3 separate regions of the Homo sapiens genome follow, and regions 1 and 2 are each linked to region 3. The links are chromatin contacts, found by Hi-C or POLR2A ChIA-PET in ENCODE. All regions are on one chromosome and are shown on one strand. The core of a region is the stretch at or near the end of the contact, and the rest is flanking DNA. Distances in the headings are between cores, read along the strand shown. Region 1 overlaps SHROOM3 (shroom family member 3). Region 2 overlaps SHROOM3 (shroom family member 3). Region 3 holds the start of SEPTIN11 (septin 11).

Evidence for each region. A loop is a pair of places that touch in the nucleus more often than their neighbours do. ChIA-PET counts read pairs that join two places held with the same protein, here RNA polymerase II (POLR2A). Pooled maps may share reads with other maps.
Region 1: a map of IMR-90 shows a loop between it and region 3 (2.1-fold over the local background). The contact joins the enhancer-like site here to the promoter of SEPTIN11 in region 3. A Hi-C loop is called at or near these places in 3 of 168 maps with a recorded cell type or tissue (IMR-90, ascending aorta and chondrocyte) and 3 of 50 pooled maps. POLR2A ChIA-PET finds 5 or more read pairs at or near these places in 1 of 52 experiments (BJ).
Region 2: a map of cardiac septum shows a loop between it and region 3 (1.9-fold over the local background). The contact joins the enhancer-like site here to the promoter of SEPTIN11 in region 3. A Hi-C loop is called at or near these places in 2 of 168 maps with a recorded cell type or tissue (cardiac septum and chondrocyte) and 5 of 50 pooled maps. POLR2A ChIA-PET finds 5 or more read pairs at or near these places in 2 of 52 experiments (AG04449 and BJ).

The regions. Positions count from the first base shown.
Region 1 is chr4:76,622,771-76,626,074 of GRCh38, forward strand. The region is part of intron 2 of SHROOM3 (shroom family member 3); the gene reads left to right. The region is part of intron 3 of LOC105377290 (a long non-coding RNA gene); the gene reads right to left. Among named protein-coding and RNA genes, the nearest start is that of MIR548AH, 49 kb to the left of the region's middle. Within about 2 kb of position 1,666, at least 17 of the 41 ENCODE cell types and tissues checked have a DNase peak (open chromatin) inside an H3K27ac peak, as active enhancers do; they include IMR-90 and ascending aorta, where a contact is called at or near this core.
Region 2 is chr4:76,584,697-76,587,718 of GRCh38, forward strand. All of the region lies in intron 2 of SHROOM3 (shroom family member 3), which reads left to right. Among named protein-coding and RNA genes, the nearest start is that of MIR548AH, 11 kb to the left of the region's middle. RefSeq lists an enhancer at 1,611-1,680. Within about 2 kb of position 1,380, at least 22 of the 41 ENCODE cell types and tissues checked have a DNase peak (open chromatin) inside an H3K27ac peak, as active enhancers do.
Region 3 is chr4:76,947,846-76,951,170 of GRCh38, forward strand. SEPTIN11 (septin 11) reads left to right here and starts at 1,907. Exons shown (of 10, transcript NM_018243.4): 1 at 1,907-2,085. The coding sequence starts at 2,059. LOC105377294 (a long non-coding RNA gene) reads right to left here and starts at 1,720. Exons shown (of 3, transcript XR_001741739.2): 1 at 1,118-1,720. RefSeq lists an enhancer at 692-771 and silencers at 1,682-1,861, 1,892-2,201.

The DNA of each region.
Region 1 (3,304 bases), core at 416-2,915, 330 kb before region 3:
GCTTAAATTGCTAGAGTTGTGGCTAAAAGCAAAGCTGGGTTTTTTCTTCTCAGGTTTATAGCTTTGAGAGTCGGGAGGGAGGGACATTAAGTGTAAAAGCTACTGAAGAGGGCCAGGTGATCTTATCTCTTTAATGAAAATGACTGCAGACAGCTTCCTTCCAACTTTTGAGTTATCTGGGTTCCTGAGTGTCCATTTCTCACTGGTGTTTGCTCTTAGGATGAAACTTTAGGAATGCATTAGGCAAAAGATTATGATTTACAGCATACCACTGTTTACTGTTTTAGTAATATATTTGTTTTAGGGAAAAGACCTCCTTATAACACATTTCATGCTTTTGATTTAAGTTGTGACTCCTCTTTCAAGTTTGGGATATTTTGCTTCCAGGAGATGCATTTTGGTCTTTTCCTTTTCTTTTCTCTTCCTTTCTTCCTTCTTCCCTATAACAGGTATCTCCTGCTGCACCAAGTCTGTGGGCAACAATGCAAAAAGTCAACCAAAATCCAAAAGTCTAAGCTGATCCCTTAGTATACCAGTTTTAAGAATGTCTGGTGTCACTTGGACTACAAATGACTTTTAAAGTCAAAGACCATAAGCATGAGTCAAATTGGAAACATTACCTTGTAGAGCCAGTCTGTCTGCCTGGTCACTTAACAGTTTATAAAACTTGACTCCTAGCTAGAAAGTTAATTGCCAGAGGTTCCAAGGAAAGCACTGGACTACCACTCGGAATCCTCCATTTACTACATAGGCCAAATGATCTGGCTCTTTTCAAGGAGTTAGCATGAACATTCTACATTTTTCTTATCCAATATGCACAAATATTTCTTTGAAGAAAGATGACATTTTAAAGGTTCTTATTCAATTAAAACTTCCTAAAGCACTTTTTTTCCCCATTAACTGACAAACATGATACAGAACTATTTTCTTTCAAGATTATTATGCCTCTAAATCTTTTTCTGTCTCTTTCCTATTTAGCTTTGGATTTGCACAAAACACCCAAGCATTTTTCAGCAGTGTGAGCTGAGAGTGTGGAATTGAATGAACACGCCTGGGATTTGAAATGAGAGATCTGGGCGGGGGAAGGGGAGAAAGATATTCCTTGCATACTCATACGCCATAACTGAGGATTCTACATTTTCTTTCTAAAGCATACAGTGGAGATGGTTTATTTCTGAGAGAAATTCTATTTTAGTTTTGTTTTGCTTTTAACCACTATCATGTTTGTATTTGTCATTCTTGTACATGGATTTTAAATTTAGGTTATTTTAATTTTTCTAACCAAATATTTTTCAAATATCCGCTTATGTTGGAGAGAAAAGGACATTCCAAAAGAGTTACCTATAGTGTTTTTAACACATAATTAAAATGATCATAAAACCTTCACATGTGCTTTTTATTTCTCATTAAATGCCAGAGGGAAAGGCAATTGCAGGCGTGTAGTATTCCGACATTTCAGCGTGCTGCACTCCTGTCCTTCCGTCGTCTGGGGCCACATCTGTGATCACTGTCTTGTGCTTGCCAATAGAGGTTTTCTTCTGGATGCTGTGTCTGCTCTTGGTCTTGTGGCTTTAACACCGAAGAGCTGTTGTCTACAAAAGACAGTACATTAGAGCTCCAGAGTTCACTCAGCTGCCTGCTTTGCTCCCGTGGTGACTTCATTCTTGGGAAGTTTTTAGGTTTCCTGGGAGATGAAGCATGAGCAACATTTGCTCCAGCCTGAGTAATTTCAGAAGGCCTTGAGTCCTGTTTTGTTATTCGGGTTTCCAAGGGTGGGTGAGGGGCATGAGAATTCCCAGCAGTTACCACTACACGTGAATACTGGTATCTGGCGACTCTCTGTTACGTTTTTAAAAAGAGTGGTTATCGTGGTGTTTTTAAAGTGGGACTGTGCCTCAGAAGCCAAACAGAAATTATAAAGAGGTGTCTGAAATGAATCAATGTGTTAACATCTGTACTAATATGAGTGTATATGTTGCATATTCCAGAGCTGCCTCAAATTCTTTTAGGATTTAATAATATTGAACATTGGAAAGATTGAATTAAAGCCAGGTAAGACTTGCTATGTTTACAAAATTGTTTGATGTGGTCTACAATGGATTTTAGTATTTTTCTGAGTTAAAAAGAATAATAGCATATGCTTCATAATTTTTGCCTTTATGACCTATTGTTTCTTCATTAACCTCAGTACAATGATATTATATTATTATTGGAATTGAAAAGGTTCCTGTGTAAGCCTTGCTTGGTAATTCAAGTACCCTTGAATTGTATAAGGAGAGCGCAGATATTTTAATGCCAGACTCCTAGTTTATGCAGTACTTTTGGGCTGTAGTTCCCATGTTAAATGAGATGATCAGCCAAATCTTTGCTTTGCCAGGAACCAAAATCATTTCCAAACTACAATAGCAGTATGGTTACAGTTTCAGCTTCATCAGCCCCAAAGTAAATTCTAATAGGTGCTATTGAACATAGTTTAAAATATCCTGGTGAGAAACTATAGGCCTTAAATATTCTGTTTTCAAATTTTTTACCTAACCCCAAATAGCTAGCTTCTTAGTTTTATACAGCTATGCCAAAATAAAATACAACAGAACATTCTTCTTTTGGGGATATGAAACAAATCTTTTCATTTTCAACAGTGATAACCAATCTTCTGTCTCCCTCCCTCTCCCTCAACCCCTCACTTCCCTCCCTCTCCTTCTCCCTCTTTAGTCCCTCCTCCCACCCAGCCTCTCCCTCTGTCTGTCTTTTCTTGCATTACCTAAAGCCCTCATTGCTCACATCTCATCAAGATAAAGTCAAGATTTACACACAATATAGGAAGTGTTTCTCTCCAGCCTCATACCTGACCACAGCATCCTTCCTTTCCTACTTCACACTCCAATCGCCGAGAACCATGTCCAGTTCCTGAGCATACCATACTTTCTGCCTCTTCCTATGTGTTACTTCTCTAACTAGAAGGCTTATCCTCCCCTCTCTAAAGGCTGGCAAATATTCTCATGACATCATGTCTTTGTCTACCCCTATAACTAACCATATTGTATTTAAACTTCTCTCTTCCTTTTTAGACTCTAAGCAACTTGTGAGCAAGGACTGTTTCCATCTCGCTCACTATTATACTTAGAGCCTAGCACAGTGCCTGGCATACAGTAGCTATACAGCACATATTTGTTGAAGGCTCAATTGAGTCTAGTTGTCACTCAGTTTGCTTTAAACATAGAGAACTCTCCTTAACTTTTCGTTTATTGTTGGAGGGAAGAGAGCAGAGGGCAGAATGTGCTCTGTGGTGTTTTATAACTCTGCA
Region 2 (3,022 bases), core at 130-2,629, 360 kb before region 3:
CAAAATGAATTGCACGGCCTGGCTGCTCTTGAACTCTGGCTTGCTGGGAGTAGCCTATGATGGAAGGAAATTCCACTCTGTGGTGGTGTTTTGGGGAGGTTGCATGGTGGGGAGAGGAAAACATAAAGCTGGGATAAGAACAGTGCTTTCCTAAGAAAAAAGGAGGCTACTTTTGAACGAATGCATCTATGATGCCAGATCTAGTGGGAGGCTTCTCTTCTTTTGAAAGATGATTCTGTGCCCCACCCCATTCCTATCCCACATTTGCCTCAATTTCATTTCCTTAGATTTCACATTATAGAGATATAAATAACTCTGGAATTCAAGTGGAACATTCTAGAGAGACAGACATTCTAGTTAAAACAGGAACAATCTTTCAATAAAATTAGTATCACCTTTGAAATGCAATGATACTTTGAGGATGCTTCAGACTTTGTTGGTGTTTGGAATGATTACTACTGCTGGTAGAAAATAATGCCACTGTGAATTCAGAATTCTGTGTGTGTGGGGAGGGGGGCATGCTCCCTTTCTCTCTTCTTTCTGTGCCTAAAAATAACCTGCAAATCTTGTTCAAATTCTTTTGCAAGGAAATTTATAAATTGTCTGTGTATTCTATAATTATTTTCCCATCATGATGGCTCTAAGGAAAATACATTTACATACCCATAAACTCAGACACTCTTGGAGTCCCATTTTCTTTCTGTGTGTGCTGTTCCTTTTCTCTTTCTCTCTCTCTTTGTGTCTATGGTTACTGTTAAGCTGACCCCTACAGTCTGGGGCAAATACCAAACTTGAATCAAGCACTACTTATCCATACAGCTGCGAAGGATTGCGGTTTCAGGGCCTCAGATGATAGATTTAAGTAAAGTCTGTAACTGGATGGAGTTTAGGAAACCTGTTATGATTTCATCTACAAAGGCGGGCTGCATCGCACCCCACTGTGCTGAATTTTAAGATGCGATGTGGTGTTGTTGTTTTGTCTTTTTTTATGAGCAGCATCTTTATTATAAATGATCTATTTTTATGTCTGTGGTGATTTTTATAATACTGAATTTCATTGTTGAGAACAATGACTGTAGAAAGATCTTTCTTTATTGTTCCTGTCTCTTCTCCCAGTGTCTGGAAGAAACTGTTGCTTGCAAAAAACATAGCTAATTAAAAATTGAACTTAATTAGCTACAAAGAAGCCCGACTCGCCAGGGCTGGGAGGAAGGGCAGATAAAGCTGCCGACGCTGTGTTCTTCTTTACCTTCGCTTTAATGGTCTTCACAGCACGTCGTGTTTATGAGTCAGAGGACCCTAGAGCGACACTTGTTGGGGACGGGCAGGACACCACAGCACGACAGGCAGCTCCTGCAAGTGGCGGCGGGAATGCACGCCGGAGTCGGCGTGCCAGCGCGGTGGAAACCGGTTCTCAGGTTCTGGCCGAGTGGACTTCCCCTTACATCAGCGGGCCAGCTCCTGTCAGGCAGGCGGCCGGCGATTGGCCGGGAGGAGGCAGTCATTCAAACTGCCTTTTGTGTTTGGCTAATCAGGGCAGCCCAGGTTCCCAGCGGAGGTGCGTCTGTGGTGTCAGACACCTGTGTCTCAGCTCTGTCTTCCTCGGGCTGGCTCCTGCGGATCCTTCCTGGGCCAGAACCGTGCCTCTAGGCCACCTCCCCCAAGCCACCAAGCCCCCGCGGTGGGCCAGCCTTGGCCCAGTGTCACGCAGGACAGAAATGACCAACAGATAACTGAGGACAATGGACCTGCCTGGGCATAGACTTCCTTAAGGTAAGTCCATTTTAAACCAACGATTTCTCGATGACATTATTTCTCCGTCGATGTTGGCAGAAATGCCAGCATTGGGAAGGTAAACTAAAGAGAGGTAGGGAAGTTGTTCAAGTTAGGCCTTTGTGATGAAATCACCAAGGTTTTGGGCTGTCAGATATGCTGACAAAATAATATAAAAGAATAAAGAAACATGTACATGGGGAGGAGAGAGCTTGACAAATGACTCTAGTCCTCTCAGGCAACGGGCACTTTTTCCTATTTGATGAGAAGCTCAAATGATAACAGAGTAAAGTAACTTTTAGTTAAGGCCAACAAATATATATGCTAACTTGTATAATAAGACCAAGTCAGCCTGAACATCTTGGCTCCCTCCAATCATGCAACCTCAGGATTTACAGCCTAATTTTAATTATAACTTATTTTTAAAGCTATCTTTAACTTTCTTATTTGGGATATGAAGGCAGCTTTTCTTTTTTAGGTTTGTTCGACATGGGTGAATCAATGAATTGCACTTCAACAGCAAAATTGGATTGTATTGATTGGTTGGCTCACTCTTCTCATCCTTTATGTTTCAGAGAAGGTCGGATTATAAATGCAAGCACCTACATTTAAGCAACAGTTGAGATGCTTAAGAACGTGCTTCTGTGTGATTCTGATTAATCCTTAACTATGCTCTGATTTCATTTTACTTGTAAATCAATTGACACATACTTCAGGGACCATCCTGTCTTTTCTCTGGGGTTGCTGTCACCGTATTTGTAACTTGAGGATTTAATAATTGAAGATTGATAAAAAAGACTGGTGGTTTGGGACTAGTGTTTTCACCCTGTCTGTTTTGTTGTGATAGGAAGGAAGGTAATTTTCCCTTGGATTTAAATTTTTTTCATTGAAAACATTCTGAAAATGGGTAAAGTTCTCTTTATAAATCTAAAGAGGTTCTGAGACTACTTTTCCCACCTCATTAATTTCAAGGATGTAAACACCTTCATGAAAGGAAGGTGTTTACCCATTCTCAATGATTCTGTTCAAGTGATAAACAGCAATAGGGCAAACAGGTCATTCAAAATCTGTGCTAATCATCCTCAAGTGTGTTTTTTCTTCCAATGATTACAGCCAGTTGGAGTTTTCCATTTTTTTCAGCAGTTAGCTAAAGTGTCTTTATAAAAACATTTTCCTATAATAAAATAACACATTAGTGACATTTAATATAAACATAAAAATTACTGCTTTGATGAATAAAAGCACCAGA
Region 3 (3,325 bases), core at 657-3,156:
ATAGTAGCTGGGACTACAGGCAAGCGCCACCATGCCTGGCTAATTTTTGCATTTTTTTAGAGCCAAGGTTTCACCATGTTGGCCCACCTCAGCCTCCCAAGGTGCTGGGATTACAGGCGTGAGCCACCGCGCCCGGCCCATTTATGTGTAATCTTAATTCAACACTTATTGAGCGCCTACTGTATGTTTGGCATAAAATGGTGGTCCCTAATTTCAAAAGATTTGGAGTCTAGAGGGCAGAAATTGAAGAGGTTGGTGCTCTGCACGTCTGAGTCCGCCCACAGACTGAATAAATAAGCTCTGCGTCGGCGCCCCTCACCTTTCTTTCATGGCCAGACTTTTCTCTGGCGGTTCCACAGCTGTCCTGACAGTGGAATTCAGACGGGGTGACCAAGCCCCTAGCCCACCTACCAGCGAAATCCAGCATCAGTTCCAGGGCAGCCGGACCCGCGCCCGGGGACGACTGACCCTTAGCCCAAGGCTGCGGGGGCGTCGGAGTCCTGAAGCGCAGGCGAGGCAGGGCCAGCGGGACAGGGAGACTCAAGGCCCCAGGGGATCTGGGCGTTTGAAGACTCAGGTCAGACTCTGAGGCGCCCGTCTAAAGAGACCGGTTGTCTTTTCCCTAATTCAGGAGGCCAGGCTGTCCCTTGGGGCGTCGTACCGAGGGCAGATCACAGCCCTTCCCTCCTCACCACACTCCCTGTGCTTCCACCCAGCTGGTTCCCCGCCCTGTCCATCGCTGTCCTCAATCGCTTGTTGTCGTGGGCCCCCCTCTCCGGCCCACGTGGGGCCGCAGGGATCCACAGCTCATCTGACACACCTCGCTGCCCTGCACGCACCGGGACCCCTCCATTCCGCCGGCCCCTCAGACACGCAGTAACACCCCAACATCTGCTGGGAAAAAAATCTTCCCCACGGCGGAGGAGTTCTCAGTCCCACGCGCCCAGAGTCGCACCCACTCGAGCCACCCGCCTGTTGCCGTCGCCACGCCCTCCAGCCGCAGCCCCAGCGCGCATTCCTACGGGTCGCCGGGTCTGTCGCCAGCGATCGAATGAAGTCGGCTGATCCCCCACGTGTGGCTGCTCCAGTGACACCCAGGGGAGGCCTCGGTCCTTACCCCTAGAGCAACCAATGGCTGCCTTAATTCTTCAGCGGGGGCGTTCTTTTTCTTCCTCCCAAGCAGGCGGCCGTTGGGTCGGCCGAAGGCAGCAGCGACTACTACGGCTCTTCCTCTCCAATGGGATCCCCTGTCTGCCCGCGCGCCACAGTGACAGCTTCCAGATGCCTGTCTTTAGTCTCCCTTCTCAAGGGAAGCGGTGGGCGACCGAGGTGCGGCCTGGAGGGCCCCCATGTGGGAAGGGAAGACTTGCGGAAGGGCAATTCTTCCAGTGCGGAGACGAGGAGGCCAGCCCAGCCGCACTTCGGTCGCCCACCGCTCCGCCTGGTGGTCCGCAGCCCCTTCCAGGCCGGCTTCTCCGGGTGGGGCGTGCTAGTCCGGGGCTAACTTTCCGCCACGTGCTGTCCCTGCGACCCGTCTCCCCCGGTCGCCCTTCCTTCTCCCGGCGGCCGCTGGAGCTGCCCGCTTCGTGGAGCCGGTGGCAGGCCCCGGGGCTGGGAGCTCGCGCCCAGGCTTTTACTCAGATTCCAGCACCTGATGGAGCAGGGGGTGGCGGCCAGCGCACAGGCTGTCGGCATCTCATGGCAGCGGAGACGGTCGTTTGGGGACGGAGGGGCGAGCCCCGCGGCCGGGGCCAGTGGAGCTGGGCTCGGAGCCCGCCCACCATCCTCCCGCCCACCACCGCGGCCGGGCGCGCAGGCTCACACCCCTTCCTGGGGAAGCGAATGGTCCCTTCCAGGCGGGTGGCCATGTTGCTCTAATAAAGCGGGAGGGGCGGCGGCGTGGGGGGAGCAGATGCCGCTGGCTGCCAGCGGGACGCCGGCGAGCAGAGCGCAGCCGCGAGGGAGGCGCGAGGGAGGCGAGCCGGAGCCCGAGCACTAGCAGCAGCCGGAGTCGGCGTAAAGCACCCGGGCGCAGCCGGAGCCGGTGCCGCAGCTGCGATGGCCGTGGCCGTGGGGAGACCGTCTGTGAGTGCTGGGGCCTCGCCTGCTGCTCCTCGGGCGCCGGGTGGTCTCTGCTCTGGGGCGGGTGCGGTGAGGACCACAGGGGAGCCGGGCGGGTGCTCGGCCCCGCGGCGGCGGCGACGGCTGTGGGTGTGTGCACGAATTTGGGCGCGCGTCTGGGGTCGGGGTTAGGAGCCCAGGGGCTCAGTTACGTGATGCAACAGTGGATCGCCTCGTCGCGCCCCTCTTCTGGGAATGCGAAAGAAAAAGGACCCCTCTCCTGTTCCCTTTAAAATAATTCTTTGAGGCGCGGCGTGTCTCAGCCGCCTCCCTCTGCCCGCGCACCTCTTCCCTCGTGACAGCCAGAAGGGCGCCGGGTTCGGGGCTTTCCTCCAGTCTCCCCCGCGCCGAGGGGGCGCTCAGGGCATGGGAATTGCGAGCTGAAGTGCTGCGTGTGGCACTGCTGTAGAAGCAGGTCAGAGGGGTGGGATTTCCGTGGTGGCCTCCCCAGCGCATTGTGAGATCCCGGACACCCTCGGGCATCCACCCGGCTGAGCGGGCCCTGCCCAGGATGTGGACAAAGCCCCAGATAACACACACAAAGTTTTCTGGAGGCTCCCTTGTGGTGTGGGTGGAAGGACTGAAATGTTCTGCGGCTGAAAGGCCGGGGGCGGCGGGCTGAGGAGGCTGGGACGCGAGGAAGAGGAAGGGCGGGCGGGTGCGTGAAGAATCGAGTGCCCCACGGCGGGAGGGAGGAGAGTAGGAGGGAGGAGATACCTTTGCCCCGAGTGTGTGGGCCAAGGCGCCGCGCCTACTGGGTTGCAAGACTCGGTCCGCGCCCCGGGGCCGGGCCGGAGGGGAGCGGGACTCCGAGGGTGCGGTTCAGTGGCCGCTCCGCATCCCCAAGTGAAAGGCGGAGGAAGGGGCGGCGGCGGCCTTTCCTTTTTTTTGAAAGGAGCGGAGCTGGGTGGGAAAGGCGGAGTCCTCCTGTTTTCCCTTTCCCCTTTTCATCGTCGATGTTCACAGTCCACTCGCCTTACTGGCTTTGGGGGCGCCTCGGGCGATGTCTTTCCCTGTCTATCACCTCCTCTTCCCTTTTTCTTCTTCCCTTTCCCACAGCTGTGCAGCTGCAGGTGGTGGCTCGGGAGATTTTGTAGTTACAGACGAAAGACTTACTGAGATACTGGAAGCTCGGAAATCCCAGAAATGCAAGGCTGTGCTCTCAGGCTCCCGGCTCTTCCCCCTCTCCCCGCCTAACTCCTCC